2 separate regions of the Homo sapiens genome follow, and region 2 is linked to region 1. Evidence: read pairs that join two places in POLR2A ChIA-PET (ENCODE). Cell type or tissue: OCI-LY7. All regions are shown on one strand. Each heading gives the region's core, and the rest is flanking DNA. Links, peaks and the distances in the headings are about the cores only.

Evidence for each region. ChIA-PET counts read pairs that join two places held together with the same protein. Peaks named below come from ENCODE experiments on the same cell type or tissue, not always from the same donor. Only the 100,000 strongest peaks of a DNase experiment are listed, where the experiment ranks them.
Region 2: POLR2A ChIA-PET joins it to region 1 with 5 read pairs; 1 of 35 experiments calls an interaction of 5 or more read pairs at or near these places.

Annotation. Positions count from the first base shown.
Region 1 is chr11:84,534,135-84,549,770 of GRCh38, reverse strand. It overlaps DLG2 (discs large MAGUK scaffold protein 2), which reads left to right. Exons shown (of 28, transcript NM_001142699.3): 7 at 15,040-15,201. It also overlaps the pseudogene HNRNPA1P72. Among named protein-coding and RNA genes, the nearest start is that of DLG2-AS2, 900 kb to the right of the region's middle. In OCI-LY7, for the core only: a CTCF peak has its summit at 6,163 (motif pointing right); a DNase peak (open chromatin) is centred at 6,190.
Region 2 is chr11:85,068,705-85,084,340 of GRCh38, reverse strand. All of the region lies in intron 6 of DLG2 (discs large MAGUK scaffold protein 2), which reads left to right. Among named protein-coding and RNA genes, the nearest start is that of DLG2, 550 kb to the left of the region's middle. In OCI-LY7, for the core only: no CTCF peak of the experiment used is centred there; a DNase peak (open chromatin) is centred at 7,870.

The DNA.
Region 1 (15,636 bases), core at 3,075-11,074:
AAAACAAACAAACAAAAAAAGAGAAATAGGAAGAATCTTATATTTCCTAAGCACCTGTTAGGAGGCGGGTCCTGGCCCAAAGAGTTTGGGCATATTATCTCATCAATTTCCTATAGTGACACTGTCATACATTATTAGTCCAATTTTAAAATGAGGAGTCTGAGTTTCAGAGAGCCTTCATACTTCCCTAAAGTCGCACTGCTGGTTGGTGCAGGAACAGGATTTAAACCCAGGAACTGAGCTGCAGGGAATTTGCATCGCTTGAGGAAGCATTTTGCTGAAATGAACATTTCCTCTTTTCTGGGCACCAGGTGCACTGAGCAAAACATGTTTCTAGCTTTTAGTAGTGAATGATTCTCACTCACAGATGCTGTAGCAGTTGCACAGCTGGTGGATTAGTCAGACAGGGACTGCCCACAAGATCGTACAGTGCTCAATAGAATCCAGTGGCAGTTATCCCTGGAAAATTACTCAGACCATGTTTGAAGTTTTGCTTCAAATGGATGAACTACTGTTGAGTTTGCTCCCAAATCATTGCTTTGATTTCTTGGTACCAAAGCAATTTGACTTAAAGCCTGGTCCTCTCCAGCAAATTTATTCCCGGCACATCCCTCTTTCATTTGTCAGCTGGAAACCCCTTCCTTTGCATCCTTCAGCCAGTTCTCAAAATTAACTCAACTGAACATGGATAAACCCTTTCCAGGACTAGAGAATTTTTCCTTATCACAAAACTTATACCACACTGAACCTTCTCCAGTACAACAAAGCAAATACTTGATCATGTTTTACATATTCTAATTCTTTTTATTCCTCAAAGAAATATATGTAGCTCCAAAAAATGAAAGTAATAGTCATCCAGAAATAACCATGGTCAACATATTAGTATATTCTTCCAGACCTCTTCCCTGCCTTGCATACACTTTAATCTATTTTATTGGGCTTATTTGAGGTTGGTACACTCAAATGTGAGTCAAGCTGCTGACCTGGGGTTTAGATGGGCTCGTGTAAGAATACTTAGTGTGGTCTCCGTATGTTTATTGTGGCACTATTCACAATAGCAAAGACTTGGAACCAACCCAAATGTCCAATAATGATAGACGGGATTAAGAAAATGTGGCACATATACACCATGGAATACTATGCAGCCATAAAAATGTTGAGTTCATGTCCTTTGTAGGGACATGGATGAAGCTGGAAACCATCATTCTCAGCAAACTATCGCAAGGACAAAAAACCAAACACCGCATGTTCTTACTCATAGGTGGGAATTGATCAATGAGAACACATGGACACAGGAAGGGGAACATCACACACCGGGGCCTGTTGTGGGGTGGGGGGCGGGTGGGGATGGATAGCATTGGGAGATATACCTAACGTTAAATGATGAGTTACTGGGTGCAGCACACCAACATGGCACATGCATATATGTAACAAACCTGCACGTTGTGCACATGTACCCTAAAACTTAAAGTATAATAAAAATAAAAATTAAAAAAAAAAGAATACTTAGCGTTGTCTCATTTGTGTGTTATGCTTCCGTAGCTGCTCTGACTCAGTGCTGGCAGTGGAGAAGGAAGAAGGGAACTCAGTTCTTCTCTGCATGTTACTGTTTTTCTTTCTGTCAACTCTTTTACTCCAGGAAGCCACCAGCTAATACACTTTGTCAGGGATGTCATACCCAAAGCTGGAACAATTCTCCCTGCTAAATGAAAACTTTCAAAGGAACTCACTTTATTACCTGTGCTACACAACATAAACCAATTTTTGATTTTATTGTTGAAAATCTTACAGGGTACTACTGTTCAATAACCAGCTCTACTGTAGAATAGTGACAGGCTTCTTGACTATGCACTACTTCTAGGATGTGCTAGTCATGGTGGAGTACACAGGAGTCTAAGGAGCTTACATCTCTACCAGGGGTAGTTCCATTTAGTAGCATTTATTAAGCACCTACTGGGTCCCAAGCAGAATATTTGCCCCTGGTACAATAATGAATTGTGAACTCTTCCCATTCCAGTGAGAATGGCAGAGACATACATGCTTTGAGAAAAAAGAGGGATTCTCAGGGAGTCAGACATGGGAGCACAGAATAAGAATGCTTAGCCAAATTTGGATGTCTAGGGAAAGCATCTGGAAAGATATCATTTATCAACTAAGTTTTGAAGGTTGAGCAGTATGTGAAAAAGAGTTGGGAAAGTTATGAGAGGTAGAGAAGACATCAAGAGCAAAGGGCAAGGATGAGCTGTATCTTCTTTATTCACTATTACATCTCTAGCACATGGTACAATATCTGGCATAGAAGTGGTGCTCAGTAAATTCTTTTTGCATACAAAAGTGCAAAGAGAAGGTTTTCAAGCATTTAAGATGGCGTAAAGAAAGGCTAAAGTGTACTTTGTGAGACTAGGAGGGCTGTGAGATTTGATAAACTGTCTATGTGTTATGGAGTAGTGGGAGAAGTTGCAGTTAGAGAATTTGAAAAATTCAAAACAGTAAAAGGCAAAAATTTTTCCTTTAGTTTTTTCTATTCTTCCAATTTTTTATAATCAAATAACATATCTAATGTTCCAGTAAAACAATCATAACTTCTACTAAGTGACTACTTACTAGATCACAGACACTCACTCTTCTAAGTGCCTTCCATGCATCATCTCACTTGGCTTTCTAAAAAATCTTGTGAGGTAGTTGCTATTCCAGTTTTGCAGATAAGATTACCATGTCTCAGAGGGTTTAATAAGTTGCCCAAGGTCATGTGGTTATCAAAGTAGGAATTGATGCAGGCCGTCTCTCCAGAATCTGCGCTTTTAGGCGCTGTTCTGAAACTGAGGTTCTAGAAACTTATTCTACTGAGATACATTTGTCACCTTACTCCTTTTGGCCCTGGGATGCCACAGAGGAATCATCACTAAAGTCTATCTTCCTACTGCCATCATGTCTAAGTCGGAGTCTCTGAAAGAGCCCGAATAACTGGAAGGTCTTCATTGGAGGGTTGAGGTTTGAAACAACCCATGAGAGTCTGAAGAGCCATTGTGAGCAATTGGGAGCACTCATGGACTGTGTGGTAATGAGATATCCAAACACCAATTGCTCCAGGGCCTTTGGGTTTGTCACATATGCCACTGTGGAGGAGGTGGATGCAGCCCTAAATGCCATGCTACATGAGGTATGAGAGAGTCGTGGAACCAAAGACAGTTGTCTCAAGAGGAGATTCTCAAAGACTAGTTGCCTACTTAACTGTGAAAAAGATATTTGTTGATGGCTGTATCAGCTCATGGTTGCACTGCTATCAAGAAATACCCAAGACTGGGTAATTTATAAGGAAAAGAGGAAAAGAGGTTTAATTGGCTCATGGTTCTTTCAGTCTGTGCCAGAAGCATGATGCTGGCCTCTGTTGGGCTTCCGGGGAGGCCTCAGGAAACTTTCAATCATGGCAGAAGGCAAACAGGAAGCAGACTGACATGGCCAGAGCAGGAGGAAGAGAGAGGGCAGGGGAGATGCTTCACACTTCCAAACAATCAGATCTCGTGAGAACTCTGTCATGAGACAGCACCAGGGAGATGATGCTAAACCATTAGAAACCACCCCTATGATCCAATCACCTCCCACCAGGCCCCACCTCCAGCAGTAGGGACTACATTTCAACTTGAGATTTGGGTGGGAACACAGATCCAAACCATATGAGTGGCACTAAAGAAGACACTGAAGAACATCACCTAAGAGCCAGGCATGGTGGGTCACTCTCACAATCCCAGCACTTCGGGAGGCCGAGGCGGATGGATCACTTGAGATCAGAAGTTCAAGACCAGCCTGGCCAACATGGCGAAACCCCATCTCTACTAAAAATAAGAAAATTATATGGGCTTGGTAGTGGGCACCTGTAATCCCAGCTACTTAGGGGGCTGAGGTGGAAGAATCACTTAAACTCAGGAGGCAGAGGTTGCAGTGAGCAGAGATTGCACCACTTCACTCCAGCCTGGGCTACAGAGCAAGACTCCTTCTCAAAAAAAAAAAAAAAAAAAAAAGAACATCACCTAAGACATTACTTTGAAGAATGTGGGAAAATTGAAGTGACTGAAATCATGAATGACCGAGGCAGTGGCAAGCAAAGGGATTTTGCCTTTGTAACTCTTAAGGACCATGACTCTATGAATAAGATTGAAGTACCATATTGTGAATGGCCACAACTGTGAAGTTAGGAAACTTCAAAGAGTGTTCAGTAAATTCATCCCTGTCAAAGCAAGAGAAGGCTAGTGCTTCATTGAGCCAAAGAAGCCAAAGTAGTTCTGGATGCTTTGGTGGTGGTTGTGGAGGTGGTTTTGGTATGAACTATGATTGTGGAGGAATCTTCAGTGGTCGTAGTAGCTTTGGTGGCAGCCGTGGTGGTTGTGGATATGGTGGCAGTGGGATGGCTATAATGGATTTGTAAATGATGGAAGCAGTTTTAGAGGTGAAGGAAGCTACAGTGATTTTGGCAGCTACAACAATCAGTCTTCAAATTTTGGACCCATGAGGAGAGAAACCTTAGGAGGCAGAAGCTCCAGCCCCTCTGGTGATGAAGGACAATCCTTTGCCAAACCATGAAACCAAGGAGGCTCTCGTGGTTCCAGTAGCAGCATTAGCCATGGCAGTGGCAAAAATTCTAATTACTGCAAAGAAACAAAGCTTAGCGTGAGAGAGAGAAGTGACAGGGAAGCTACAGGTTACAACAGATTTGTGAACTCAGCCATGCACAGTGGTGGCAGCACCTAGCTGCTACAAAGAAAACATGTTTTAGACAATACTCATGTGTATGGACAAAAAATTCAAGGACTGTATTTGTGACTAATTGTATAACAGGTTATTATTGTTTCTGTTCTGTGGAAGTGAAGAGCATTCCACCAAAGACTTTTTGCTGTGTGAAAAATTCACTTTTAGCGACCACTTTTTTTGGTTGTGGCTGTTGTTGTTACGACAAATCTGCAGAGTACCAAGTTCTTGAGACTCCAAGCCAAAGGGAGCATTACATTTGCCAAGCAGCCACTGTATGCCAGGAGTACAGCATCTCATTCAATCTTTGTATTTCTATGAGATATATATTGTAATTCCTGGTTCATAACTTCAGTCAACCAAAGCTCAGTTGTATCCAGCAATGTGATAGATGTCTCCCAGATAGCAAGTAGTATAACCAAGATTTGAGATCATGTGTCTAATGCCAGAATTCATGCACTTTCCACTATGTGAGGCTGCCTCTTGGAATCAGAGGACTATTTTGGTTTGAAACACAGCTTTACTATTTATTTAGCACTTTAGAAACTCTCTGACCCTCTGTTTTCTCATTTGGAAATGAGAATGATGATACCTGTTTAATCTATCCAATTCTTGAGAGAATTACTCAAGACAGTGTTGCTGAAAGTGCTTTGTAAATTATAAAGAGCATCCTCAATGTGTGGCATCTTACAAAATTTCATTTTGCAATTCCATACTCGTTATTTTCCCAGTTCATAGGTCTGTGGTTCCATTCTGACTTAGAGAGCTTGAGGTCTGTTTAGAATTAAACAGTTAACTTTAGAATTACAGTTACCTCTCCTGTGTGAGTCTAGCCTTCCCTAGATCCTGAGCCTAGCTCATTTTAGGGGAGAAATGGCATTTCTACCAGGCTACATTTCCAATATCTTCAGTTAACAGATGGAGGGTGGCACTGAGCTAGAGTAAGTTCTCCCATAGTTATTTAAATCATCAGTTCCTTAAAAAGGATCTTAGAATTCATTAAATATTCATGAAGCATCCTTCCTGGCAGCTAGTCCATAGTAGGTAATTACATAGAGTTTAAAATATCTGACGTTGCTTGGAAGCACACAAAGCTCTGTCAGCTGCAAGCAGACAGCTGATTTGTAATTTAATTAACATCCTGGCTTGTCCTGTTCTTTGTGGAAAAAAAGCAGGAAAGTATTTCCTTTCACTTTTGAGTTTTGTTTAAAAAAAATTCAAATGGAGCACCTGGGAGAGCTTTTTATTTCTCCCATCAGTGCTGTTACTTACATTCTTCTCCAAACTGGAAAAATTCCTCTTTCAAGGGTTCTTTGGGCAAGCCATATTGCTAATTGTGGGTCATTGTTTTTTTAAAGGGTGATTATTTTGAAGATAGATCTGGCTGCAAAGTACTTACTTATTCAACAAACATTTATCAAGTAACTCCTATGTGGCAGGCACTAGAGGTCAGCAGTAAACCAAGCAGGTGGGGCCCTTGACCCCATGGGGAGAGGGGCGGGGACGGTTAGTTCAGTGGAGGAGACAAACATCCAGCGAATCATCACAGAAATAAATGTAAAATAAAAATGTGCCAAGGTTTATGAAGAATAAGGACAGGGTGCCCTGAAAGCCTATGAAGCAGGGAGCAGTGTGCGGTGTGCAGAGGCAGGGAGAGAACTTCCTAATCTGGGAAGTCAGGAGGTCACCTTGAGGAAGTGAAGGGGAAAATTATGTAGTCTCTCTTGCCTTTCCTCCTCCCATTTTTCTCCTATCTGAAACTACCTACCTCCACCCCCAGATTTGCAACCTATATGTAACCATTCTGAAAGAATGGATTGGAATAACAGAAATAAAACTGTGCTCCAGTCAGGATATCATTCAGAGAATTCATTTCAAATTAAAGAAATGAATATAAATATTGATCTGATCATTGCACTGAACATTCCTTTATCTTCTCTTGTTTTCTTTTTTACCCATGTTTTCCCTCCAGAGAGGAAGGCAGTGAGTAGGAGTGAGGATGCAGTAGGTATATAAAAGTGATGAGACACAGGTCATAGATAGGCTGAGGCATCATGGAAAAAGGAAGAAGCTGGAGAAAAGGATTTGCTGGGTACAGACTGCAGAAATCCCTAAAAGTAAATGTCAAAGTGTTTAAACAAATCATTGTTCTCAAAATAAGAAGGTGGCTGGCAGGGCCTAGATGGGAATACTCAATTATGGAACTTAAATTTCTACAGCCTTGAGATGAAATGGAAATTTTTTGTTTTCACGTGGTTCATCATTGAGCTCGTTTTCTTTGTCCTTTTGGTTTTCTGTTTTTTTCTGAGATTCACTTACCTCTTCCTTAGGGATCCCTTTGAAATTCTGTTATTATTATTATTTTGTTTTTACCAACTTCTTGCTTCTAGAATATGTGCTTCCTTTCAGCCCAAGCACATTTTTTAAATTAAGAGGCTTTCTTCCAGAAGCAGCACTCAATCAGTCAACACAGGCCTATTGGACACACACTATGTATGTAGCATTCTAGCCTGACCACTCTGCAGGATACAAAGATACATGTCAGGGTTCTTACCCTCAAAGAACTTGGATTACAGAGGGACAGATAAAACTTGACACAGAGAACATGGTTTGTCAGTATAGTTAACAGAGACAGTGAAACTAACAAGTTTTTTAATGTCAGGCTTTGTGTAAGGAACTGTAATTATTACTTAATTTTATACCTGCTTCATAATGCTACTATCAGCCTTAAGTGGGATAATTTCTGTGACATTCTTAGCAAAGCGTTCATGGATAGTATTCACTATTAGGTATGATAATATGCCACCTATTCATGTGCACACAAACATGTTCTAGCTCTCCAGCTTTTGATTTGTTCCTTCCCCCTCTCTCTCTTTCTCTCTCTCTCTCTCTCTCTCTCATCAGTACTGTGCCAACTCCTGCTACAAGGGGGAAGTAGAGCACTTTTTATGAAGCAACAGAGGTAAACTCAGATTTTTGTTTATGAAACCTTGAAATATTTCCAATTTCTGGATCAGTTATCATGCACTGTGCCAGCAAAATGCCATCTTCCAAATTGCACCAGAGAACCTCCAGTGACAGATCAGGCACATGTAAGATTCCGTTTTTAAATTCTGGGAAACTCAGGATGGTTTGTTCTGACTCACACAAGCATCAGCAGAATGTACTGAGCAGAGCCTGGTCAGACTTCCTTAGCCTTTTTCTGTCTGTGTAGGGGGGACTGTGGTAGAAAATGAGTATGAGTATAACTGCGTGCAAGCTCAGCTGGGAGGGCTTTCTGATTATGCGGATCATGTTATTGCTCAGATAATTACAGTTTAATTCAGTTAAACTTACATTTACTGATCTCTTTTTATGTGTCATTTGTCGGTTGGGCATTGGAGATTCAGAGATGAACATGACTCTACCTCTGCTCTTGAGGCATTTGTGGGCTACTAGGGGAGATAGGCACATGGAGAGGTCATTACAGTATAAAGTTCTTATTCATTGACAAAATCCTGTGCAGAACACTATGGGAGCATAAAAGAGATACAGATTTCCAACCTTTGAAGTCAGAGAATGCTTCTGAGGAGGCAACACTAAATCTGATAATCAAGGACCTAAAAAAGTTTGCTTGATGAAGGAATCTGGGGTTGGGGGCAGGGTTAAGCTTCAGAACGGGGACGGGGATAGAATTCCAGAAGTCAGGGGCAAAATGAACTAAGATAGGGAGACATAAGTAGTATACCAGGCATCCCTGTCTTGAGCACCTATCCTGCCTCTACTCCCCTTAGAGCTGAAACAGGAAATATAATCTGTTTACAAAGTTTCTTTATTATTATTATTATTATTATTATTATAATACTTCAAGTTCTAGGGTACATGTGCACAACATGCAGGTTTGTTACATATGTATACATGTGCCATGTTGGTGTGCTACACCCATTAACTCGTCATTTACATTAGGTATATCTCCTAATGCTATCCCTCCCCTCTCCCTCCACCACATGACAGGTCCCGGTGTGTGATGTTCCCCACCCTGTGTCCAAGTGTTCTCATTGTTCAATTCCCACCTATGAGTGAGAACATGCAGTGTTTGGTTTTCTGTCCTTGTGATAGTTTGCTCAGAATGATGGTTTCCAGCTTCATCCATGTCCCTACAAAGTACATGAACTCATCCTTTTTTATGGCTGCATAGTATTCCATGGTGTATATGTGCCACATTTTCTTAATCCAGTCTATCATTGATGGATGTTTGGGTTGGTTCCAAGTCTTTGGTATTGTGAATAGTGCCTCAATAAACATACGTGTGCATGTGTCTTTATAGCAGCATGATTTATAATCCTTTGGGTATGTACCCAGTAATGGGATGGCTGGGTCAAATGGTATTTCTAGTTCTAGATCCTTGAGGAATCGCCACACTGACTTCCACAATGGTGGAAGTAGTTTACGGTCCCACCAACAGTGTAAAAGTGTTCCTATTTCTCCACATCGTCTCCAGCACCTGTTGTTTCCTGACTTTTAATGATCGCCATTCTAACTGAGTGAGATGGTATCTCATTGTGGTTCTGATTTGCATTTCTCTGATGGCCAGTGATGATGAGCATTTTTTCATGTGTCTGTTGGCTGCATAAATGTCTTCTTTTGAGAAGTGTCTGTTCATATCCTTTGCCCACTTTTTGATGGGGTTTTTTTTTTTTTTTCTTGTAAATTTGTTTAAGTTCTTTGTGGATTCTGGATATTAGCCCTTTGTCAGATGGGTAGATTGTAAAAATTTTCTCCCATTCTGTAGGTTGCCTGTTCACTCTGATGGTAGTTTCTTTTGCTGTGCAGGAGCTGTTTAGTTTAATTAGATCCCATTTGTCAATTTTGGCTTTTGTTGCCATTGCTTATGGTGTTTTAGACATGAAGTTCTTGCCCATGCCTATGTCCTGAGTGGTATTGCCTAAGTTTTCTTCTAGGGTTTTTATGGTTTTAGGTCTAACATTTAAGTCTTTAATCCATCTTGAATTAATTTTGGTATAAGATGTAAGGAAGGATTCCCGTTTCAGCTTTCTATATATGGCTAGCCAGTTTTCCCAGCACCATTTATTAAATAGGGCATCCTTTCCCCATTTCTTGTTTTTGTCAGATTTGTCAAAGATCAGATGGTTGTAGATGTGTGGTATTATTTCTGAGGGCTCTGTTCTGTTCCATTGGTCTATACCTACCATGCTGTTTTGGTTACTGTAGCCTTGTAGTATAGTTTGAAGTTAGGTAGCATGATGCCTCCAGCTTTGTTCTTTTGGCTTAGGATTGTCTTGGCAATGTGGGCTCCTCTTTGGTTCCAAATGAACTTTAACGTACCTTCCATGCTCATGGTTAGGAAGAATCAATATCGTGAAAATGGCCATACTGCCCAAGGTAATTTATAGATTCAGTGCCATCCCCATCAAGCTACCGATGACTTTCCTCACAGAATTACAAAGTTTCTTTTACTCAAGTCCCCTTCAACAGACCAAGCTGAGGAGAGAAAAAGAAGAAAGCACAGACTGCAATACAGAGGCCTTCTGCCAATGGCCCTCATTTTGTAGGCAATAGAGAAATCCTCAAAGGTGCCCAGAATGACATTAGTACCTACCAGACAAGCCTTGGAATGAAAAGTTTGACTCAGAATTACCCAGAATGTTAGGGTTGATTCTTAGTCAGGGTGTAAGAATATTTCCTAAAAATTTTATTTCCTGAAGATAAAGTTGTCCTCTAAAGACCTTTGAGTCCTAACTAACTTAGAAGACTAAGTGCTCTTTCTCTAGAGTGAAATTAACATGTATTTGAAACCTGGTTTGCCACTTTCCAGGTATGTAAGCTTAGAAAAATACCTAATTATCTGAGTCTAAGATAAAGAGAATAACACCTATGTCTCATATGGTGATGATGGATATAAAGCATTTAATATGGCTCCAGGTACATTAACTGTAGCTGGTATTATTATTGGTTGTAATATTGCATTAGTGTTAGGATTAGCATTAATGTTGGTGTTAATATTAATCCTAGTGTTATAAATCAGTACCTTTGTTCAGCCAAAGGAAATAAAGATTTGAATACAAGCAGAGAAATTCTGCTATATCATATCAGGGTGATTCCTTTGGAAGCTTGAGTTTGAGTTAAAGATGTGACTTTCTCATCAGTTCTTGTCATTTCTTGCTTAGTCATAGGCTGAAGACTCAAAGAAAAAAAAACACGGGAATGTCTGGTTGGCACTGGGCAGAGTATTATTTAGGTCCACGGTCTCTTGGATGACTCCCTATTGTCTACAGTGGACACCAATCTGCCTTCCAGTCTCCTCCTGCCACACTGTACCTTACATCCCAAGCTTCATCCAAGTCTTACATCAGCTCACTAGAAGCAGACCTAAGATGAGATTTCATGTGTGCATGATTTATGGAGGGCAGTTCCAAGAAAAAAAAAAAACATAGGGAGTAAGGGAAGCACAAAGGAACTGTGCAGAAATATAGGTTCAGGTACAGTCTAAATTTAAGCTAATCTCGCTGGATACTTTGTAGTGTAATTCACATCACGGGATTTGTCTCACCGTGAGGTATGAGAGTTGGGGTTCAAATATGACTCCTGTGGACATCCAAGAGAGGAGGCTTCAATCACCTAAGGGTAATGTTCCTGAAAAGTATGCAGATATGAGCCTTCAATGGGTAAAAAAGATTTCCATGAATTTGGATGGGGACACAATAGCATCTGCTACAATCCACTTTAAGACCTCACTGTTCCCTCAAACATCATCCCCTCTTACCACATGTCTCTTCACATGTTGTGCCTTTGGCTGGAATATCTTTTACCTCTTTATGGTATTCCAGACCCTGTTTCAAACTGAGAAGCTGCAGCCAGCCAGCCACAAATGCTTGCCCATTTCTGCTCCCACAGAACTGAGTTTATCACGAGGTATGGTAGCTTATCTGTGCACAAGTATAACTCAGTAATTTATGGTCTTCTTGAAGTCAAGGGTTGTTCTTTTCAGTTCATATTCTTAGCATATACTGAAATGAATGATGAGGAGAAAGATATGTAGTACTTAATAGCCTGATGTCCTTTTAGATTGTGTCAAGCAAATGATGTGATTGTCCTTTTTACTTGAACCTGAGTTCACAGCATTTTATAGTGAAAAAGTTTTCATCCAGTAGCCAAAATAGTATTGTGGCTTAAGCAAGTGATATCTATTTCATCCATTTGTGTAATGGTAGCTCATGGCTATATTCAACAAACACTTATTGAGCATATGTGTTGTGCATATGACTAAAGACTGGAGATGTGAGAATAAACAATACCAATGTGGTCCCAGTCCTTACAAGATTTTACAGTTCCGTGGAAAAACACAGAAAATACACAACCATATAGCATGACAAGAGTTGTAATTGGAGACTCTAGGGAGTTATGGGAACATGCACATGAAGAAGTTCTGGAGATCTGTTGCACAACAAAGTGAATATAAGTAACACTACTGAACCGTATACTTAAAAATGGTTAAAATGGTCAAAATTTTATGTGTATTTTACCACAAATTTTAAAAGAAGCTTAAAAATGAGACTCAATAGTTTGTTTATATTTATTTTATAATTATTGGAGTGAGAATGTTGAGAACAAAAGTAATTCAGGGCTGGGTGCGGTGGCTCACGCCTGTAATCCTAGCACTTTGGGAGGCTGAGGTGGACGGATCACCTGCGGTAAGAGTTCGAGACCAGCCTGGCTAAGATGGTGAAACCCCGGCTCTACTAAAAATAAAAAAAATAGCCAGGCGTGGTGGTGCCCGCCTGTAGTCCCAGCTACTCGGGAGGCTGAGGCAGGAGAATTGCTCGAACTCGGGAAGCAGAGGTTGCAGTGAGCTGAGATCGTGCCACTGCACTCCAGCCTGGGGTGACAAGAGCTGGAGTCCGTCTCATAAAAAAAAAAGTAATTCAGAAGTAATGGGGGTTCAGCATATATAGTAGTAGGGTTATGGCAGTGTAAGAAAGCTTGTATTCTGTCCTGTGGGCAGTGTGAGCCATTGGAAGTTTTCAAGGAGGACTTTATCAGCATGTGATTCACAAAGTCCCCTGGATCAGTGTAGAGAATTTATGGGAAACGGGCAACCCCACAGACAGGCTAGCCAGCTCAGAGGCTGTTTCTATAGCCCAGCTGAGAACTTATGGGATCCTGAACATGGACAGTGTTGGTGGGGGTATGGGAAGAATAAGGAGAGTGTGGACTCAAGTATTATTTAGGATATAAATCAAGCAGACTCATCAACTTATTAAATTGGCAGATGGCAGCAGGCAAAAGACAGGATGGAGTCTGATTGACTCCTACTTTTCTGGCTCAGATGACAACATAGATGGTAGTGCCTTTATGAGAGAATCAAAAATGTGGAGCAGACGTGGGAGTTAATGGGTTGAAAGCCAGAGAAACTAAAATGGGCGCAAGTGTGACACTATTCCACTCATAATGGGCGTAACTGATCAAAAGTGAATGTTAAATTTGATCCATGTTTCTGAGGCAGATTACATTCCCAAATTATTCATAAGGTTAGATAAACAAAAGCATGGTATTTGCAGTTCACAGAAATGTTCTAACCTCATTGTGTCGTGTATTCTCAGTGATTTTTTTTTTTCTACTAAGCAGCCAATTCAGTTTTCAGACTTGGACTTCATCTCTTTATGGGGTAGAGGAGAGGCTGATGATAACTGAAAGAGGATTCAGACTGCAATGATCTGGATAGGGTCTTGGCGCTTATGCCCGTCAGTTAAGGTGACTCTTGACAAGTACCTTAACTTCTTGGAGTGTTAGTTTTCTCATAGGTAAAATGGCCAAGAATGATTGCAATGGAACAAGTTTGTGAGAGTTCTTTGGAAACTGCAGTTATGGCATTGTTATTTTTGTTGAGAGAGATATTACTTGGGACATTGAAGAAAGCCTACCTTGCCCCAGAAAGTATAAGTGTAAGTATTGATAATCTGCTTCTGAGGAAGAGTGAACAACAGATTGAATTACCATCCCTGGAGTGGTTCTTGTTACTTTTCCACTATGAGTCAGTCTGAGAGCTGATGTCCTAGAAGTTTTATATATATATGTATATGAAAAAATTAACCATTGATGATAACAATAATGGGACACTGGGAAGAAGTTAGACATCACAATTAAGCCTGTGATGGTGTTATGACAATGTTTAGATCCCTGTTCCCAATATCCCTGTGTTATGCACAAGGAACATAGGCAAAGTAAAGCAAACTAACACTTTATTATCTGATTAAGAGGTCAGATGTAGAGGGTTCCCTTTCTTCTTTCCCAGGTAGGACAACAGCCTTGAACAATGGAACTCTAAAGGGACAGATCCAAGGGAAAAGGGGTACAAACTAGAAAAAGACACAGAAATAGGATGGAGACCCAGGCTGAGGCCAAAAATGGAGATAGACCCCAAGAAGAGGGCTGAGTTCCCTCAGAGCATTCCTAACCCTGAACCTTTTTTTTTCTCTGCCAACTTCCTTATATCTGTTTGGAAGACTCAAACAATAATCTTTACTGGTACAGTCATGTGTAAGCAAGATGGTTAAGAAAAGAGGAAAAGGGAACAAGAGAGAAGAAGTATTTACCTCTGTCCCCTCAGGGAGCCATACAATATAGGCAGATAACTTGCCTTGATTTTTAAAGTTCTTTAAAAGAGCTAGCTCTGCTTCTAAAAATTGTGATCTTTTGTCCTGGAATCTGACTAACCCAAATCAATACTCCTTCTCCTAGCGGGTGAAGTAAAGAAAGATAAGCTTGTCTTCTCTTTGAGTCTAATACAAATAATGTGGGTGACAAAATTTTTTCCTCATTTCAAAAGGAACTTAAATCACTCACAAATTCTGAAGGAAAATTAAGTTTTCTAAATGGGATATATTGGAATTCTGTTTTCTTCTTGCTCAGTACTTTTTTTCTTCTCCATCCATAACCTAGAATTTTTAACACATACTTAGCTACTCTGGTCAGGAGGGTTACCTCCTCACTTACTTGAATAAAGTAAATGTTCTGTCTCATTTGTTATCACCTTTCTGTAGCTCATAAACAAAGAGAGTATATTATCAGGCAGAAACAAGTCTGGACATTGGTCAATATTCGTGGTTAACTCAGTTCTGCTTGCATTTGACCTGGTCTATGGTGACCGCCAGAAGAGTCTGCAGCAAAGCCCATTTGGTGAAGTCAACAGTAGGTGCACACTGTGTCCTATTGATGAAGTTAGAATATGAAGTTCAGTCTATATCCTTTACAAACACTGATATATACATACTTGTCCTTTCTTTTCTTTTCTCCTAGAAGTATCGATATCAAGATGAGGACGCTCCACATGATCATTCCTTACCTCGACTAACCCACGAAGTAAGAGGCCCAGAACTCGTGCATGTATCAGAAAAGAACCTCTCTCAAATAGAAAATGTCCATGGATATGTCTTGCAGTCTCATATTTCTCCTCTGAAGGTCAGTTATATTGCTCTTCCGACTTTATAGTTGGTGACAGTAGTTGGTCTTAATTGCTAATGGAGATGTTTGCTGGCCCGATTAAATGAGGCTCTTTTAAAACATGATAGAGGACACGGGTTGCCAAAGGGTCTTTCTTGTGCATTGGAGGCCCACCTTGTATTTTTGGGACATATTTTTATTGCAATTGTTTGAATATCTGGAAAAATCATTTTAGTTGCTGAGAATGGAGTAAAGAAAGCGCCAAGAGTGAAACACTGAAAGGGAAAATAAGCTAACCACATATTTTTAAACCCCAAGTACATCAAGGTTTTGCTCAGATGCTCTCTGTTTGTCAGTACTCGTGGTCCAACAAAGGGAACAAATATAACATGATCACATCTAATGATTGCTTTACTGTCTAAACTATAAAGGAAAATGTGTGAATTGTCTAAT
Region 2 (15,636 bases), core at 3,977-11,976, 530 kb before region 1:
TCTGTACCACATATTCTGACTTTCCTTCTAGTACCCTACTTGAGCTCACTTCCCATACCTCGTGTGCTAGGTTTCATCTCCTCTTTCCTACATAAGAACATTGCTCCAGAAATTCTCTACTTTCTCTTCTCTTTCATCCATAATCAATTTTTCTTCTTCTATGGATAATATCCTTTAAGTGTTTCTTGGAATATCTTTTATTTTAAAAATCACTTTATCCCACATACTCTTTCAGCTGTTGCTCTATTTATCTGCTCCTTTTTAGAGCAAAATCCATAAGTACCTGTACTCCAATTCTGTGTCTATAATTCTTGTCTTCCCATTTTATTTTGTCAACCAAAAATAAAACTCCAAGCCCCCTCCCAACCAACTGAATGGACCCTTTTTCTTGATCACAGGCATTCCAAAGTTAATCTGAAACATGAGTTTAGGCCATGTTGAGAATGGGTGGTCAACATGCCCCATTATACCTTCCTCCCCTTAGAATTTAGGCACAACTGACCAGCATTAACATTAAAACAGAGACCTTAAAACAATCTATTCTCTCTGAGGCCTGTTACCTGAAGGCTTCATCTGCATAATGAAAACCTTGTTTTCCACAACCCATCATCTTAACCCACATACTCTCTTCTGTTGATTCCAGGTCTTTAGATAAACTCTTAAAACCAATTGCTAACCAGAAAATCTTTGAATCTACCTATGACCTAGAAGCCCCCCTGCCGAACTTTGAGTTGTCCTACCTTCCATACCAAGTCACTGTGCATCCTACATGTATTGATTAATGTCTCATGTTCCCCTAAAACATATAAAACCAAGCTGGAGCCTGACCACCTTGGGCACATGTTCTCAGGACCTCCTGAAGCCATGTCATGGGAATATCCTTAACCTTGGCACAATAAACTTTTAAATCGATTGAAACCAGTCTCAGATACTTTTGGTTTACAAATTGGTGACCAATGGAAGGGACACTGCATGGAGGAGGCCCTGACCTTTGACAAATCTCCTATTGGTGCTTGGTACCAGCTTGGGCTGTCTTTATTGCTCAAACCAATAGGACAGGTTCTGATACCCAGGAGGCTCCCCCATTCAGAGAAACCCTGGTCTTCCAAAATTTGGTTGAGATCTAAGGTTTCTTTTGCTGTATAACTGCTTTTCTGCAGTTTTACTCCCTCCCAACAAGGAAGACAAATTTTCCTGCTTCCATGATTATGGAGGGCAGGCAACTCATTTCTGGAGTTTTAGCTCACTTCCAACAGGGAGGGTGAGTTTGAGTTTCTTCCTGCTACTGAGATGGTAGACAGTAGTCTTGGTCTTGAGTCTGGGCCCCATTCCTTGGTAAGTGGCTAAATTGAGGTTTTATCTTGAAAATTTTCCTTAATGGCTAAAAATTAAGATAAACAACCAACTTGTCTTAATTTCTCTTTACCATTAGAGAATGGCTCAGTAATTGTATTGTTTTGTTGTTGTTTGTTTGTTTTGAACTTTCTTTCATTGGATTTGACCAATTATACTTGTTCAAATCAGAATAAGAATTCTAAATTGTGGGGAACAAGGCCTCTTAGTTGGCTAAAATTTTCCTCAGGTGAAAAAAAAAAAAAAAAAAAAGAAAGAAAAGAAAAAACCATGTGCTTGGTTTCTCTGTTTGGTTCCTTTCTCAAAAAAATTGTTTTTTTAATTTACTTTTCTTCCACTTTTTTCCTCCTTCCCTTTTTGCTGTCTTTGTTACCAAGTGAAAAAACAATCAAGAGAAGGCTTCTAATGACTCTGACCCCTTAAAGAACTCATATAAAGGTGCAACTTACCTCTTTTTAGGGTCTTCTGCTTTTTTGGTGGAGTTTAAACAGTCATGGGGAGATTCTTCTCACGTCTAAAGCTCTGCTTTCTTGTATTGCCTTACCCAACCTTGTTGGCTTTGGGAGGCACCAGAGATCACCTTTTACTATGAGAAAATTTGAGAAGGCCTGGAATGGCAACTCTCCCCTTCTATTTTTGTTGGCACCTGTAACATTTTTTTCTTTCCCTCCTCCAGTTCTAAGTCTGTTGTTATTGCCTGAAGCTGAAATGCTTTAGTTTGAAGGTTTTTTAAAAAAAGCAGTATTTTCCTCCAGTATAACTTAATTCTGTATTCTTGTTTTTTCTTAATGTGTTTAGGGAGCAGGAGCCCTCTAAAGGTATCAACTCATAAAAGACAAATTGATCAAAAAGAAGGCATAGATTTTTTTTGGCATGTATATCTGGGAGTTATCAGAATAAAGACCTAAGATACAGGAGAAATTGCCCATTTTTTTTAAATGGTTAAGTTCAACAAACTATGGATAGCCATTAAAAATATGATGAAACACAAGTGTATAAATCATTGCCAGTAGCCTGTGTGGGGAAACTCAGCAAGGCCTGTTTGTCTAGATTCTTCTTAACCTCCCCAAGTATGCATTTCCTTCCTCCTGGATACAGGGGTCTCATAATTTACAAACAACAAGTAAGGTCAGATGATTTCTTTATAGACAGCTGTATACAGAAGGATGGAGGAAAAATTAAGATTTCACAGCAGGCCCTAGCTGCTTGGATAGCACATCTAAGAATAATGGAATATTGGAGGGCAATTCTGGTGCCAGCAGCCACAGTAATTCCAACTCCAATAGCTTACATTAAAGTTGCTGCAGTTAAAAAGCTCATAATTGGACCTTGGGCAGTCTACTGCAAGACCAGCCACCACCTGTCTCCACCCTTGCCTCAATGTCCTTAGCTGGGTGTCCTGCAGGACATTAAGCGTCTACTTTGAGAAAAATTAGAGTAATATTTTTAGGTTTTATGACTGGCTTTGAGGAAAAGGAGTTCTGGTTTCTAGGACCCACCTTGAGAAGCAAGATTCTAGTTTTTATGGCCAGCCTTGAGAAACTGCAAGATAGAAGGGCAAAAGAAGGCCAAAGTAAAACTTTTACTTCTGAGGCTTTCACTTTGCGGTATTGTTTTTGAGGCCCAACATATATCCTAAGTGTTCAATATAATCAGGCAACTTCCCATGCTGTTGCTAAGACTCACGTATTCTCTGCTCAAGGCTGCTATAATATAGAGTTTACTCATGATGCCGGACACACTATTCCCATGTCTGATTAACTCAATTGCTCTTTTCAGCAGGTTTGACTTTCAGGTTATATAAATGGGCTCCGCATAAGGAAAAGAAGTCACTGCAGAGGGTCTTTATTTTTTCCTTTTTGGTAATTAGACAAAGAAACAAAGCTTTAATGTTTTATCAAAATAATTCCTGTTTGTTTTTATTAGGTTTTTAATTATAAAAAAATCAACTAAACTTTAAAAGGGTTAAGAATTTATACCCACATAACTTCTTTATCAAATTATTATTATATAATGTAGTTTTAATAAAATGTTTTGAGCCTTTTTAACATCTTTGAAAAACATCCTCAATTCAAATCCTAAATTAACTCTCTGACTTAGACTTATTGCTGGAGGCTTGTCAAATAGAAAAATTAATCACCCCAAGGTTACAGAATTCTTCTATGGTTTCCAACTAAGATACAGTAAACACCACCTCCAGCTTGATGATTGGACAACAATTGAGAGACTCCACTCTGCCCCATTAAAAAGGGTCTATATAAAATATTGTTAACTATCCCTTTGTGGTATTAAGTTACAGTGTTTTGACTCTGCATACACCTACCTCATCTAGAAAGGAGCACTGACTTCTACTGAATCTTGAACATCACCAATATCTGGCATGAAATTCAAGTTAACCGAAGCCTCATCTTCAGACCTGGGAGAAGATGACAGCTAAAATAAACTGCTCTCATATGACACTGAGCCAAGCCTCTATATAAAGATGTGAATGCTAATTCAATAATTTTTCCTCTGTCTAAATTAATATAATTTGTTCTATGAGTTAATATTAGATCATTTAAATGTTTAGCTACCCATGAGTTTTCTTTACCTGTCATTATCAAAACTAGACAAAGCTTATGTCCTTTTTTTAAAAAACATTGCTAATTCTATATAGCTTACAAAATCAGTGAAAACAAACAAACAAACAAGAAAAGATTACCTTCTTTCCTTTCTAGCTGATATCCTCCCAATTTAAAACCTTTTAAAATCTTACTGGACCTGGTTTATTTTCATTGCTAATGCCCCACCCCACTACTAAAAATATAAAAGCACCTATCCCTCTTGGTTCAGGTACTATCACAGAACAGGTGGGCATGTGAGATTGTAAGGGCCAATTTTGAGGGATACAATTAGTTGAAATTCTTCAAATCAAGGATAGACACATAGATGCCTAAATAGCTGGCAAAATAAGGGACTTTGCCTCCTGGGTTTTTACATGGCCCCTTTCCATCCGTCTCAATCATAAGGAATTTCTAACTGAAAGAAAATTACTGAGAGGATATCAAGATACCTAGTGGGCCAGGTGTGGTGGCTCATGTCTGTAATCCCAGCACTTTGGGAAGCTGAGACAGGTGGATCACAAGCTCAGGAGATTGAGACTATCCTGGCTAACATGGTGAAACCCCATCTCTACTACAAGTACAAAAAATTAGCCAGGCGTGGTGGCACATGCCTGTAAACCTAAGCTGGCTAATTTGTTGGCTTTTCTATCTTAAGGTTTGATGAATGCCTGTCCACCTCCATTCACATCTGGCTTTGAACACTTAAATTAGCTATAGGTCTTTTGGCTCAAAGTCACTTGGCCATAGCGGTCCCACCAAGGGACAGGATAGACCCAGAGCAGGCAGCTGTGCCGCCTTGGAAATGCTATGGGACAGAATAAAAGTTTGGCCATTGATGTTGCCTCTGGCAAATCTTGGCCAGAGGGGGATAAGGTAAACCAAAAAAAAAAAAAAAAAAAATTCTAAGCCTCCCCCAACCAACTGAATTGATCCCTTCTCTTGGCCAAGGGCATTCCAAAGTTAACCTTAAACATGAGTTCAGGCCATGATGGGAATGGGTTGTCCACATGCCCCATTATATCCTCCTCCTCTTGGAATTCAGGCACCAAGTGACCAGCATCAACATTAAAACAGAGACCTTAAGACAATCTACTCTCTCTGAAGCTTGCTACCTGGTGGCTTCATCTGCATAATGAAAACCTTGTTCTCCACAATCCCTTATCTTATCCTAGACACTCCCTTCTACTGATGCCAGATCTTTAGATAAACTCTTTCAAACAATTGCCAATCAGAAAATCTTTGAATCCACCTAGGACTTGAAAGCCACCCTGCAACAATCTCCCCACTTCCAGTTGTCTTGCCTTTCCAGACTGAACAAGTGTACCACTTATATGTATTGATTGATGTCTCAGACCCCCCCCCTAAAACACATAAAAGAAAGCTTTTGCTGTACTACCTTGGGTGCATGTTCTGAGGACTTCCTGAGGCCATGTCACAGGCATGTCCTTAACCTTGGGAAAATAAACTTCTAAATTGATTAAGACCTGTCTTAGATACTTTTGGTTTACAAAACTTGAACGCATTTTATTTAGGATCTTGTTTCTACTACTATGACAAATCACTCTTGGCTAGGTTAACAATAATTTTTATGTTGACAAATCCAGTGGATGAATTCTCAGTTCTCATCTTAACCTATGAAGGTTTAATATTCCTACCTCTTTGAAAAATTTCTTTATTTGGTTTCAAGACCATTCCTCTCTCTCCTGTTTCTTCTTCTCCTACCAAAATGTCTTCCCTGCTTTTTAGCTCTTGACCCTAATAATCTGCTGTAAAAATACAGGAAAGGTTATTTCAGTCCTCTGTGAATCCTCACCTGAGTTTCCATCTCACTAAAATGAAATGCTGAAGTCTTTATTGTTGCCTACACATCTCAAGATGTACCCCTTCTATATGTCTTACTACTTTCCCTTTTCCTTCACTTCACTCCAGTCATGCAGTCCTCCTTGAGCATTTCAGACTTGCTCCTACCTCAAAGCCTTTACACTTGCTTTTTCTTCTGCCTGGAATGTTCTTTCAGATTTTCACATAACTAGTTCGCTCACTTCCTTCAGGTCAGATTAAACATTGTTAGTAGAGCCTTCCTCAATAACCTTATATATTACCCTTCCTCTAGTCCACACACACTGCCTGTCATTTTCAGCTTGCTTTATTTTTCTCCATTGCACTTATCACTACTTGACATACTAGATATTAACTTACCTGTTTATTTCCCCCAATAGAGTAGGCTTTATGAGGACAGTGATTTGATATATTGTTTTGCACGGTTTTTTACTATGGCCATAGAACAATACCTGACTCACAGTGGGTGTTCCATGAATGTTTGTTGAATAAATGGAAATGTAAAAAAGGTAATAATACCTGAATTAAAGTTGAAATGGAAATAAAATAATATTCCATATATTAGCCCAGGACTATAACATGTTAGTTAGCATTTACAGCTTCTTGGATTCTACATGATTGTTGAATGATGCAAAATAATTCTTATAGACAGCACAACCCTGTTTTGTTGAAGTCAGAGATGGCATGTCTTGGTCATATATAATGGAGACTATCCCTCTAAATATAAATGGAAACTGTAAGCCAAGAACTGGTCTACATATGTAACGCAGGAAAAAAGAACTTGACTTTTCTTTTTTCTTCTCTTTTTCTTTGAACATATTCCCCACACAGAGATAAAAATAGTGTCAGCTTTGAACTTGAAAAATGACATTATATGTGCAGTAGCACATTTTTCATTTTTATAACTTTTGACAATTATGATGTTAAATGTATTTTTAACCTATAGATTTGCATTAATATTGAGTGAGGTTCAACTTTCCATTCACTGGCATTTAAATTTTGTGCTTTTAACTTTATATCTGTTTTTTTCAAGTTCCAGCAAATAAGTTGGAAGAAAAGACACAACATAAAAAAATTTAAGAAGCAGGCACTTGGAAATTTTATTGCCAAACAACTCCACTAGCATAGGCTTTTTGAAGCAGTCTTGGTCTAAATTTGTTCCTATCACTCCTTTTAGTTCCTATGTGGGCCTCTTAATAGGAAATCATATACCAGATGAACATTAACCTCCTATGAGGAGTCTTCCTTATCACCTTAACTCACATGCTCCTTAACGCAGGTGTTCTTTTTTTCCAAACTCTAACCCTAACCACAACACCTTTTTTCATATCATTTTTATGGTGATCATTGTTATTATATTTTTGTACAGACATGATTTTTCATATGTGGTTTTACTCATGCAGTCAAAAATCTTTGAACTGCTGAGCCTGTGCCAAGCATTGTCCTAGTCTGTGGTTACACAGATATTTGAGACATGGTTTTGGCAACTCTTTCCCTTCATTACATTGTGATTTCTTTGAGGTTCAATAACTGAGGTGCTTATCTTTATGTGCCTGGTAATTAGCACAACACTAAATAAATATATGTAGAATGAATTAATGGGTGTCTTCATTACAGTGGGAGTTTCTGAGGACAAGGTCATGTCTGTGTCTTCAGTGCTAAATGCAGTACCAGGCACATAATGAAAGCTCAGCAGATATTAAATGGAAGGTAAATAATGCCAGTCAAGGGGTCATCTTTCACTCTGGTTTGTGGGACAAGCCAACGTTAAAGTACCAGAGAGGAGAATCTGTGAGCTTCTGTGGTTTGAATGAGGCCTTTACTGCTTCTCTGTAGTCCCTTTTATGTACATGTGCCTGCCTAGCAATTAGCAGAGGAATGCTCTAGATAGATTAGCTGAGTGTGCCAGAGTATGACTAGTCTCCCAGAGGGTGCTGAGCGTCAGTGAGGAGGACCACATTTGGAAGCTGATGCTTCAAGGCAGTTACTTCTCTGGCAGACCTTGATTATGTCTGTGACACATGGCATCACTCTTAAAATTTGAGACAGGTTTGGTGCCTGAAGGACTTGTCAAACCATTTCCGGGTTGTTGCCTCCAGGTGGATGAATAAAGTTTAGAAAGTTAATTGGCTGTTTCCTGAATGAAACTTGAAAATTGAACTCATCAGGAAGTGTTTGCCAGCATGTACCCATTTTTTAGGTATCAGTAATTCTTAATTTAAATGGTTTTGATCTCATGTGGTACATTTAATCAACAGTTTTCAGACTAACCCAAATACATGTTGCTTCTTACCAGAGTGAGGAAAAATACTGTGATTCCTTCATATGTGGAATGGAATTTCAAAACTCTTGCAAGACTGATAAGCTTTTTGACATCCAGGACATACCTTATTCATCTGTGTATCTCTAGCTGTAATAGCATACTTTCTGACACATGGTAAAAATTCATTATTACTTTGATGAAAGATTGACCAACAAGCTTAATGTGTGAGTAAATAAATTCATTTACCAGATGACTTGAGATCATCAAAGTAGGGGAGCTCTAAATATAATTGCTAAGTAAAATGGCAAGGCGTGTTGCTGTTCCTGTTCCTGTATCCCCCTTGTATAATTTTTATTTCACAAATAACACATGACTACATTCTACTTACAATAATTAAATTCATTGTAGACAAGTTGCCCTTGATTAAAACACCTAATCAGTTTTATTCCCAGAGGTTACCACTGTGATCAGTTGGCATGTGTTCTTCCAGACCTTGGTTTTTGCACATTACAATTATATTATATATTTTCTGAGAGTGTAAGAGTGTATGCACATACCTATATACATAAAATTATATATTTTTGGGAGTATATGCACATATATGCATATATATACACTCTCAGAAAATATATAGTATAATTGTGCAGTTGTGTGCATATGTGAGTATATGTGTATGTGAGAAAGAGATAGAGTAACTTATTTAAATAGTGGTATACTCTGTAATTTGGGGTTTTTTGAAATTTGCTTATTTCAGTCAGTAAAATGTTTTCAAGATCTATTTGGCCATATTTGGATTTACCACATTATATGTGACTGAATACATGCTTATTAAGTGGTTTGGCTATACCACATTTCTACCTATTTCCTATTTAAATATTTAGATTGCTTCTAAGTTTTCACAGATTTTAGGAATGATGCAATGAACATCCTTAGACACACATCCTTCAGTATGTAGGTAAGTCTTCTTATACCTAGAATTATAATTATTAGGTCACTGAGTATACATACTTAAAATTTTAAGAGATATTGCCAAAGATAACCTGCAAAGTGGCTGTACAAATTTACATTTTCACTAACAGTGTAAAACAATATCAGTTTCCTCATATATGCACCACGATTTTATGCTATACAAGTTTTTAATTTGTACCGGTCTTTTTAGATAAAATAACATCCCATTTTAGTTTTATTTTGAATGTCCTGTGTTACTCCTCATGTGTAAGGCTGAACATCCTCATGCATTTATTGCCTGTTGCTATTTTCTCTTCCTTAGATTGCCTGCCTCCCCTTTTAGTTCTAATTTAGTAAACAATGGAAAGGAGAGCATGGTAATCTCAAGTAGGCTAAATTAGGCTTAATGTAACTTCAGTGAGGGCCTATTGCCATAGAGCATCTCTCTCTAGATTTACTTGTTCATTTGTTCCTCCATTTATTAATCAAATTCAAATTTAGCACATACTGTTTTTCATGCATGTACTAGGGCTGGGGATAGAGTAGGTAACAGTCATGGTTCCTCCGCACAAAAGCATGAAGTTAGAGGGAAACATATGCCAGTGCCTCAAGTCTCCTCCTATATTCTTGAAGACATTTCCCAGAGCAGCATTGCTACCTTTTACAAACCTATTGATGTTTTTGATTCTCTTTTCCTTAAGAGAATATTTGATGTCCAGTATTCTTCTACTGTTAACAGAAATGATCTTCTGTTGTTTATGGCCCAAGTTTTTACAGATAAATGTATATAAGGATGAATCCTTTTTTAGAAGGTATGTTCCCAGCTATTGCGAATCTACAGAATAAAAGGAAAAGTAGATAATTATCTCATCCTTCTAGCCTGTGTCTTGATGGGATTAATTTCCTCCCTGCTCATTATATATAAGGCAGGTCATTACTTCCTGATTGTAAGCACCTGCTGATTCACTGGCAAAAAAGTGGTAGAAATGAGAAGCTGTATAAAGGCTTAGAAGTGGTGAAAGTGTGTCTGAGAAGTTTTAGAGAAAAGATTCAATCCCAAGGGGACTCAAGATTCTACCTTAAAAAAATTATTTTAGGTTCAGCAGTACATGTTCAGGCTTTTTATCTAGGTAAATTGCATGTTGCAGGGGTTTGGTGTACAGATTGTTTCATCACCTTGGTAATGAGCATAGCACCTGATAGGTAGTTTTTTGATCCTCACCTTCCTCCTACTCTCCACACTCAAGTAGGCTCCAGTGTCTGTTGTTCTTTGCATTGTGTCCATATATACTCAATGTTTAGCTCCCACTTGTGAGAACCTGAAGTATTTTGTTTTCTGTTCCTGTGTTGGTTCACTTGGATAATGGCCTTCAGATACATTCAGGTTGCTGCAAAGGACATTATCTTGTTCTTTTTTATGGCTGCATAGTACTCCATGGTGTATATATACCACAGATTCTTTATCCAGTCTACCATTGATGGGTATTTAGGTTGTATGTCTTTGCTATTGTGACTAATGCTGCAGTAAACATATTCATGCATGTATCTTCGTGGTATAATTATTTATATTCCTTTGGATATATGCCCAATAGTGGGATTGCTGGGTTGAATGGTAATTCAATATCCTACTTCTTGAAACCTTAGAAAGAATATTCTTTGACAGAAAGACTTAATCTAATATTTAGTTTTAATCCCACTGATGTGCTACCTTGTATATCACAATGTAGTAAGAAGGTACAACTTCAACTAGATTTACAGGTGGTACTAGTGAAAGGCTGAAAGCAAATGGATATGAGTGGGCAAGAAGACACCAAGAACACAATACTTACTACCACCATTTATTACTAGGAACTCTGGTAAGAGTTTTGCCTGAATTTACTTACGCAATCCTGATAATAATCTTTTAAGATGGATATTTGTATTTCAATTTTATTGATAAGAAAGGTTAAGAACTTGTTAAAAGGTTATTCAGCCACTACCATGGCACAAGCCTTCTTTCTCTGTGCCATTTCCAGTGAAGCTGAAAATCCACCATTTGTTTTCACCATCACAGAGGAGACAAAGGACACCCTGGAGTGACCTGGAAGGGAATTCCTTGTGCTTTCTAAGGCTCTGACCTCAAACAGGGTGAGAAAGAAGAGGTTTAGGGGTCTGTCTGTATGAATATATCAGTTTTTAATCTGTGCTATGTTAATATGGCAAAGGGAAAATATGTATTTTTAAAATTTTGAAATATGTTTAATATGATAAAATGTGTTTTGGCCATCTTTGTTCTTCATATTTTAGTTAATGGAATACAAATACTAGTATCTAATAAATACCTTGTCATTCCACATAAAAGCTCTTATTTTTGACATTAAAAACTGAATGGCCTCATTTTGAATGCATTAGGTTGTTGTTTTGTAGCCTGATGGGATGTGAGACCTTTTTGACCCATCATCCAAAATATCTGTTGATGCTATCAAATGATGAAATGTCATTTATCTGAATGACTGATCAATTTTCATAGCCAGATTTGTAGATGGCATTTACCGATATGTTGCTAAAGACAACTGTTGGCAGCCCATGCAGCCTACTCTTTGCAACCAAGTGTATTTATTATGGGCTTTGGAATCCCATAGACTTGGGTTTGTATTCTTTCTCTTCCATTAGTGCTGTAACCTAGGACAAATTACTTAACCTCTCCAAGTCCTAATTACCTCATTGCAAAATGTGATGAAAGTAATCTGTTTTATAGACTGCCATGATAATTAAATGACGAAATGTATTTAAAGCCCTTGGCAAGGAGGGTGTGTTAAATATATGTTAGCCATTATCATCAATACTTAAGAAATTAACCAAAAGATAGTGTTTCTCAAAATATAGTTGCTGAATGCCTGCATTTGGATCACCTAGAATGTTTGTTTAAAGTTTTATATCCCTGGGTTCTAATCCAGACCTCTTGATTCAGAATCTCTTTGAGGGGAGAGTGAGCGTAGTAAAATTTTCACAGTAGGACTCAAAGAATTTATACATGCTTAAGTGTGAGAACCATGGACACAGGAAGAATTGAAGTGGTGGTGATGCTGTATACCCTGGTTCAGCCACATTTACGAGTGACTGCTATATGCCAAGGACTGCCTTAGGCACAAGGGAAGTAAATAAGATGGCCTATTGTAAAAATTAGAATGTAAGAGAACAATAAGCTCTTGTTTCTGTAGCAGGTACAATTGTAACAATGAGGACAATGAACTGAAGAGGGAATACACATCATTTTGTATTCATGTTTTATTGCAATCTACAAATGCTCACATTTTTACCTTTGAGTGACATAGGGATGCTAAGATTAAATGCGTTCTCATTTCATTTGTGTTGCGGCATGGACTGAATTGTATGAAGAAGTTAATTTTCACCTGTTTGGTAGATTGCATAAAAACTGGGTAGGATGATTTTTGCTTCTTTTTAGAAAAGCATTTTTAGAGAAATGTTTTCCATTTCTGAACACAAGAGAGAGATGTAAGGATACTTAAAGAACTCTTTGGCTTCAAGGCTTGGTCCAGTTTATTCTAATCATATGAATCGCCAGAATTTAAATTGCTCTTGAAATTAGACCTTAAGGCATGCTTCTTCCCTAGAGTGCCTGATTTTTTTCAAGATACAAGGATCAGTTTATGTTTGAATTTTTTTCATTTAGTGGAAACATATAAATTCTTTTGGAGTTGGCTGTCATAAAGTTTATAACAATGATTTGGCATGTCCACAGATGTCATCAATGAAGCACTTGCATATTTCCAGAGAAAGTAAGGTTTATATTCCATATGAACAAGATGCATCCAGTTCTTGAGATGCCTATCATATTGTCGCTTTCAAATAATAATCAACATTCACTTATGTTATTATCTATAAAGTAGTTTTTCTACACATCACATTTGGTCATTATAATAGCCTTTCTTACTATTAATAATTCACAGCCAAATCTGCTTTACTTTTAGGTCATTTTGTCTGGGTTGGCTTGGAGTCAACTTATGCAACCAGGGTAATCTCCACCCCAGTGACTGCGTCATCCTAATGGGAAGTTCTTTTACATATCTACCTTGAGCTTCCATGGACGTAACGCTAAGGTTTAATTTCAAAGTCTGGAAAGAGTATTATAAAAAATGAAGATAGCAAACTCCTGTCCACAGTAGTTAAATGACTAATGTGCTAGACAGTGTTCTGATAGCTTTATATAGATGAATTCATTTAATCCTCCCAACAACTCTATGTGTTAAACGCTATTGTCCATTTTACAAATGATGAAACAGAGGCGTAGAGAGATCAGGTAGTTTTCCCAAGGTCACACAGATTAAAAATCAGTTGTGCTTGGATTTGAGCTCAGACAGACTGACTCCAGTGTCCAAGCTCTTCACTGCTATTTTGTACTCCTCTCCAACCTGGTTTTGAGTAGGAAAACAACTTCACAAGGACCTACGTACCAACATGAAGGTAAAAGTTGTAACATTATAGACATTTCACAAAGCAAAATTTGAAAATGCTATGAGATTTTAGAACAAAGAAGATGGCTTGGGCTAGAGTAGTCAGAACAGGCTCTGTGAAAAAGGTGGGAGAGGATTCATTCTTCAGAGGGTGGATGGTAAGTGATTATATATAGCACAGTAGAGTGTAGTGAGGAAGCACAGTCTTTGTAGTAAAATAGACCTGGGTTCAATTTCCAGTACCTAGATACAGGCTATGGGACTTACTTTTTGGTTTAGTGCTTATACTTCTTAAAGTTTTAAAACATTTTTATAGATTTAGGGGATACAAGTGCAGTTTTGTTACATGAATATATTGTGCATTGGTTAAGTCTAGGCTTTTAAGTACCTGTCACCTGAATGTACCGAGTAGGTTTTTCATATTTTCTTTCTTTCTCCACACGGTTTCTTTCTCCAATTATCTACTGATAAACACTTAGGTTGATTCCATATCTGTGGTATTGTGAATAGTGCTGCAGTCAATATAAGAGTGTAGGTCTTTTTATTTATTTATTTATTTATTTATTTATTTATTTTTTATTATACTTTAAGTTCTAGGGTACATGTGCACAACATGCAGGTTTGTTACATATGTATACATGTGCCATGTTGGTGTGCTGCACCCATTAACTCGTCATTTACATTAGGTATATCTCCTAATGCTATCCCTCCCCTCTCCACCCACCCCACGACAGGCCCCGGTGTGTGATGTTCCCCTTCCTGTGTCCATGTGTTCTCATTGTTCAATTCCCACCTATGAGTGAGAACATGCGGTGTTTGGTTTTTTGTCCTTGCGATAGTTTGCTGAGAATGATGGTTTCCAGCTTCATCCATGTCCCTACAAAGGACATGAACTCATCATTTTTTATGGCTGCATAGTATTCCATGGTGTATATGTGCCACATTTTCTTAATCCAGTCTATCATTGATGGACACTTGGGTTGGTTCCAAGTCTTTGCTATTGTGAATAGTGCCACAATAAACATACGTGTGCACGTGTCTTTATAGCAGCATGATTTATAATCCTTTGGGTGTGTACCCAGTAATGGGATGGCTGGGTCAAATGGTATTTCTAGTTCTAGATCCCTGAGGAATCGCCACACTGACTTCCACAATGGTTAAACTAGTTTACAGTCCCACCAACAGTGTAAAAGTGTTCCTATTTCTCCACATCCTCTCTAGCATCTGTTATTTCCTGAATTTTTAATGATTGCCATTCTAACGGTTGTGAGATGGTATCTCATTGTGGTTTTGATTTGCATTTCTCTGATGGCCAGTGATGATGAGCATTTTTTCATGTGTCTTTTGGCTGCATAAATGTCTTCCTTTGAGAAGTGTCTGTTCATATCCTTCGCCCACTTTTTGATGGGGTTGTTTGTTTTTTTCTTGTAAGTTTGTTTGAGTTCTTGGTAGATTCTGGATATTAGCCCTTTGTCAGATGCGTAGCTTGCAAAAATTTTCTCCCATTCTGTAGGTTGCCTGTTCACTCTGATGGTAGTTTCTTTTGCTGTGCAGAAGCTCTTTAGTTTAATCAGATCCCATTTGTCAATTTTGGCTTCTGTTGCCATTGCTTTTGGTGTTTTAGACATGAAGTCCTTGCCCATGCCTATGTCCTGAATGGTATTGCCTAGGTTTTCTTCTAGGATTTTTATGGTTTTAGGTCTAACATTTAAGTCTTTAATCCATCTTGAATTAATTTTTGTATAAAGTGTAAGGAGGGGATCCAGTTTCAGCTTTCTCCATATGGCTAGCCAGTTTTCCAAGCACCATTTATTAAATAGGGAATCCTTTCCCCATTTCTTGTTTTTGTCAGGTTTGTCAGAGATCAGATGGTTGTAGATATGCAGCATTATTTCTGAGGGCTCTGTTCTGTTCCATTGCTCTGTATCTCTGTTTTGGTACCAGTACCATGCTGTTTTGGTTACTGTAGCCTTGTAGTATAGTTTGAAGTCAGGTAGAGTGATGCCTCCAGCTTTGTTCTTTTGGCTTAGGATTTTCTTGGCAATGCGGTCTCTTTTTTGGTTCCATATGAACTTTAAAGTAGTTTTTTCCAATTCTGTGAAGAAAGTCATTGGTAGCTTGATGGGGATGGCATTGAATCTGTAAATTTCCTTGGGCTGTATGGCCATTTTCACAG